2 separate regions of the Homo sapiens genome follow, and region 2 is linked to region 1. Evidence: read pairs that join two places in POLR2A ChIA-PET (ENCODE). Cell type or tissue: A673. All regions are shown on one strand. Each heading gives the region's core, and the rest is flanking DNA. Links, peaks and the distances in the headings are about the cores only.

Region 1 (2,901 bases), core at 402-2,901:
TGAAAGCTAACAGGACCATAGGCCCACAGGGCCACAGGTGATCATAGCATCACTTATTTACCTCACAAAGGTAAATGAATTTTGTTCTCACAAAACCTTAGGAAGTATCACCTATGGTCTTATTAGGAAGCAGAACTTCACTAGGTTTTAAGACTAAAATAGTTTGATATAAATAAGCAGTTATAAATGTTTTGGAGAATCAAAAGAGTAAAAAAGAAACAGAAAATATGAGATAGCAAACACTGTAAACTACCACTGATCACTATTCTTCCCTCAGGATGGGCAGTTGAAGTTGTCAAAATATAAGCCTGGAACAGGGGTACCAGAGAGCTAAAATTCAGACCTCTGAGGAGAGGTAACACCTGGTTGGTAGTGTTGGTATCTCAGAAATTTGAAAGAACAGCATAGTAAGCCTAGTTCTGGGAGTCGTGTAAAAATAAATATAATATACAAAATTTGAAAACTGGAAGCAACTGCCTTTGTCAATGGAAAGGCTGTTGCTGAAGCTTCCTGCCAGAAACAGCAAGGAAATGGACATGTATTTTCTCCTGTCTTCTAATTGCCCACTAGAGCCCCCTGTTGGCAGAGTCCAACAGGAATTAGCTGATAATGGAGAAATGAAATTTGCAGAATCTCAGAATCACTAAGCTGTATATAGGAGAAATAATTTAAAATTATTTTTTAAACAATGTACTAATGATAATCAAACATTCATTAGTGAAGGCAGAAGACACAGAGGCTTAGAAAGATAGTCTCTGACTCAGAACATTTAGTACAACATGCAATCAGGATTCAATACCGGGTTTCCCAGTCACAGAGATTGCATTACTCTAAGAAGGCTACACGCAACAATATGTCTCTTTCATACATTTTATTATGCTGTATAGAATGGAAAAAAGACTAATTTAGTCAATATTTGGACCCCTATCTGGTAACTTAAGTAGTGACTAATAAGTAATACCTTAATGTTTCAAATATGGAGCAAATTCTAGATACAAATAGAATACCTACCTCAAGGTGAGATGGTGGCCTCTTTGTTAAACACAGGTGGGGTAAACTAAAAAAAATGTGTAAAACAGTATCAATGATGTGGCAAGGATCTGTAATGTTTCAGCAATTTTGTGAACTTTTAGTTACTATGTTAGCATGTGTTTTAAGAAAGTACTATAGTAAACTAATTTTATAGTATTACATACTTTTATACTCAATCTTTAAATTTTAATTTAGCCAAACTGCACATGGAACCACATAATTTACAAAAAGCGTCTATGTTTTGAAGGTTTACTTTTTCCAATGTTTATAAAAGGCAAATTCTTCTATTGGGATATACCCAGTGATGTTTAGTTATTTACAAGTGCTCTGTGCTCTACACTATTCAAACTTTGAAACCCATTTGTTTCAAAGAATAACTGTAAAAATATGTGTATGACATTTATATTCCCATAGGTTCCATATAATTATTCTTAGATTACAATTAGCTTTTTGTCATGCTGAATACAAAGAACCTATACAAATGTAAAAGACGGCATTCATAAACTTCATTCAAGCATTTCATATTTCCCTGTATATGTCTGAATAGAGTGTGGCTTAAAATCTTTAATGTATATCCTGATTTATATCATAAAACCAGTGGATATTTCTAGAGCAATAATAAAAATATCATACAGACTAAAAAAATTGTTTACTGATGACACAATTCTGGAAAATGCTGCATAATAGTATCATGATGTTTTTGTTGCAAGAAAGATCTGATATAAATCCACACATAAAGTGTGTGTGTGTATGTGTGCATGTGTGTGTGTTCTTTCATTTTTAGTCAATTAATAATAGAAAATACCAAATGAACTTATGGTGAAATGATTTCTAGGCAAAATGTTGAAAGTTTGAACTTCCTGCTACATAACATAACTACCCACAATAAATTGATAAGCTCAAAAAGATTTGAACAGATTGCAAGCAGAATTAGAGGTAATGGAGAGAACCCAGAACATTATGGATGGGAAAATAAAAGTCTCTTATTTCCTATCTCTTCAGTCATAAAATATTCTCAAACTAAGATACAGCCTTAAAACACAGAAATAATCAATGTCAAAGGAATCATTTTAATAACATTTGTGAAATAATTAAGATGACATCTAGTTAATCTTTTCATTTGGGCCAAGTGACTTACAAAAGGAATAAGTACATGGTTTTGCTGAAGGTCATGGTGCCTACATTACTTGTACTTATATCTAGAAGGAAAGAAATGTATCTAAAAATATGAGTATAGATTGTGGTAAATAAAGTTGACTGAAATCAAATACGTAGAAAGCCCACGAAAATTTTAAAAGAAATGTAAAAAATGTTTACAAGATTTACGTTTCTTTTAAAAAACGAAATGTAAATCATGCTTTGACTGAGATGGTTCAAGATGAGAAAAGTTATCTTGGTCTTCAACTTTCTATAGGCACGAAGAAGAATAGAAAAAAGTGGTTCATCCACCAAAAGGCATATTTTACAATTCTCTAGGAATGGCCAAAGAAAACTATGAAAAGAGAAATACGTTCCTGAGGGCAGATCAAAGAACCTCGGAGAATAATGGAATGGTGAATTAGACCCAGGAAGCAGAATCAGCATGTAAAATGCATTTTATACCTCACAGATACCAAGACATAGCATCGTTTGTCCAACAGGATTTCACAAAGTTTATGAATAATGGATAAGCGACTAATACATATCTCAAATGTACTAAATTTGAGTTGTTATTGAGAATATACTTACCCTTTCCTACCATTGCATGTTGGGAGAATGTTTCCTCTTAAATTCATAAATCATTGAATCATGAAGAACTCATCTAAACTTGTTATAGATTGTAGGATCTTAAACTTCAGGCCTGCTGATGTGATTAGATTAGGTGTCCTG
Region 2 (2,933 bases), core at 126-2,625, 1.8 Mb before region 1:
TTAGCAGACAAGAGCCTAGAGAAAACACCACTTACCCTTTGGTAATGGACAAATAGATAATAGTGGAAGATGAGAATTAATTGTCTTTATGCAGGTGTCACATCAGCCTGCAATAGAACAGGATTATTTATGCTTTCAAAAAAATACCATTGTGCTTTTATGAGATACAGAGCAGGCAAATAGCTGCTAAAGAATAAATTATTTGAATTGGTATTAATGTGGTGACTTAATTCAGAGCATCGAGGAATATAATGCACGTTTCTAACACCCCTCCCCTTTTTCTTAAATTCAAGAAGTACTGCAAAATGATTGAGACTTCAGAATTAGGAACTGTGGCAGAACGATTTGTTCTTTTATCCTGCTTTTTACGTGGGCAGTTTGTTTGCTTATCAGCACTCTTGAAGGTGCTGATCCTAAATTGTCAGGCCTATTGGTCCTGGCTGGAGAGAGCATTGTTTGCCTTATTGTGAGAGTGAAAGCATTATGGAATACATTTAAGAATTTTTATATAGAGGCCTTCATTTGTCTTAGAATTATTCAGTGATACAAAGAGCTTTCATAGCTGTTACTGGACACTAGAATACTAAGAACTGCATGTATATTCAAGAAATATTTTTGCCCATTTGCTCACTTATTCAGCTTTTGATTTGCCTCTGGCATTTTTGTATTGAGACAACTAACATCAACATCTTGTCCATAGGTCTAATAAAGCATGTCCTTTGAGTTAGGTATATATTTCATTTTTATCTTGAGTGCCAGGGCTCAATTAATAGTAGTATTTGGCACTGTGCATGTTTTTGTCTACTGGGAAGTATTTCATTTAATTGAACACATATTTATGGGATGCATCATATTTCAGCACTCGTGTGTATAATGGGGTACAAAGAAGACTATGGCTTTGAGCTTTGTGAGGGACATACACCCACATGAACCTTCCTTTCTCTGCCCCCCATCTGCCTCCAAAACACATTGTAGGCAGAATTCTAAAGAAGAGAAGCTAGGGTCCTGTCCCCTGGCTATTCAAACCTGAATCCAGGCCCTATTGCAAAGGGACTTCGTAGATGTAATTAAAGTCCCAAATCAGTTGGCCTTAAGATATGGTGATTGTCCAAATGGGCATGACCCAGATGGATAAGCAAACCATTCAGAGAGTTTTCTCTAGCAACGGCAGAACAGGAAGCCAGCGATATGCAAAGCCTGAGAAGGACTCTACTCACTCTGCTATTGCCAGTTTGAAGACAGAGGAGGGCCAAATGAAAAGGAATGTGCACAGCCTCTAGAAGCTGACAGTGGCTCCTGGATGGCAGCCAGTAAGGAAATAAGGACATCAGTCTTGGAATAGCAAGGAAATGGAATTTGTCCAACAACTTGAATGATCATGGAAGTAGATTCTTCCTTAAAGCTTCCAGATAAGAGCCCAGTCTGGCCATTACCTTGATTTTGGCTTGATGGGGCTCTAAGCAAGAGAACCCACCTGAGTTATTGCTGAGTTTCTGACCTACAGAACTGTGAGCCAGTGAGTTTGTTTTGTCCTAAGCCTCTACCATTGTGGTGACTTGTTATACAACAATGGCAAACTAATAAACACACACAGAGTGATCATTTCCTTTATACCAGGATATATGAGAGGTGCTAATTAATTTCAGTTTTCAGGACCAAAAAGAAAAGGTTTAGATAATATTAACAGGATTTTAAATTTACTACAAATATCTTCATTTTATACATGAGAAAATAGAAGTTCAGAGAAGTTAAGGTTTTATCCAAGATTTTAGATCTGGCTAGTGGCAGAGCTGGGATAGAAGCTTGTCTCCTGATTCAAGGTTCAGCATTTTTTTAACTGTATCTTACTATGGTGCATAATGACTTCCAGCTTTAAATTGGAACCAAAGTGTAAAAAAGCTAAATAATGGTAATTTCTCTGTCATAATGCCAAGTGTAATGAAGGAAAGAAATGGAAGAAAAAGGTAATTTCAGGAAAGCATTATTATTTTTTGTCTAAAGATTTTAGAGCATGGAATTGAGTGCATTGCTTTGACTTACTCGTTAGGCAATATAGAAGCATTCATACCTTCAATGGAGTATTGTTCCTTCTAACAATATCGACCCACTGCTGAATTCTTCTAATGATGTTGCTATTATTTGGCATATCATGGGAGTAGCTTTTTTACTTAAATACGTTTAGCACTTTCTTTTTAGCAACTATTTGATTGGGAGGATTAATATGATATTGTTTCCAGTAGCTTGTAGATAGTTCTAATATGAAGAATCAGATTTGGTGATCATCCTGAATAATATAATAAACACCAGTTGGGCTAGTATATAAGAAAATTGGGCTAGGTAATATAACCAAAAGAAAATACTGGTGTTAAGTATTAAGTTGGACTTTCTTATTTGTTTTCTAAATTCAATCTAATTAACCGTAGTTTTTAAAAAAAGTTTAGGCCAGACGCGGTGGCTCACGCCTGTGATCCCAGCACTTTGGGAGGCTGAGGCGGGTGGATCACGCGGTCAGGAGATTGAGACCATCCTGGCTAACAGGGTGAAACCCTGTCTTTCCTAAAAACACAAAAAAATTAGCCAGGTGTGGTGGCACGCACCTGTAGTCCCAGCTACTCAGGAGGCTGAAGCAGGAGAATTGCTTGTACCCAGGAGGTGGAGGTTGCAGTGAGCCGAGATCACACCACTGCACTCCAGCGTGGGCGACAGAGTGTGACTGTCTCAAAGAAAAAAAAAAAGTTTAGAAGTCATTTTGGAGCAATGTTGGCATGACTGGAGTGAGTATCCCATCTCTTCTGGTAGGTAGTTAAATACAGTATGCGCTTTGGAGGGAATTGAATCCCAGCTTGGCAACTTACTAATGGTATGATGGTGTACAAATTACTTAATCTCTTCAGACTCCAGTTTCTTCACGTGTAACATGGAGACTAATAGTA

The links. Peaks named below come from ENCODE experiments on the same cell type or tissue, not always from the same donor. Only the 100,000 strongest peaks of a DNase experiment are listed, where the experiment ranks them.
Region 2: POLR2A ChIA-PET joins it to region 1 with 7 read pairs; 2 of 35 experiments call an interaction of 5 or more read pairs at or near these places.

What each region holds. Positions count from the first base shown.
Region 1 is chr12:84,497,437-84,500,337 of GRCh38, forward strand. LOC105369875 (a long non-coding RNA gene) reads right to left here. Exons shown (of 3, transcript XR_945151.2): 2 at 1,012-1,057. Among named protein-coding and RNA genes, the nearest start is that of SLC6A15, 410 kb to the right of the region's middle. In A673, for the core only: a CTCF peak has its summit at 599 (motif pointing left); no DNase peak of the experiment used is centred there.
Region 2 is chr12:82,745,589-82,748,521 of GRCh38, forward strand. All of the region lies in intron 1 of TMTC2 (transmembrane O-mannosyltransferase targeting cadherins 2), which reads left to right. Among named protein-coding and RNA genes, the nearest start is that of TMTC2, 60 kb to the left of the region's middle. In A673, for the core only: no CTCF peak of the experiment used is centred there; a DNase peak (open chromatin) is centred at 1,293.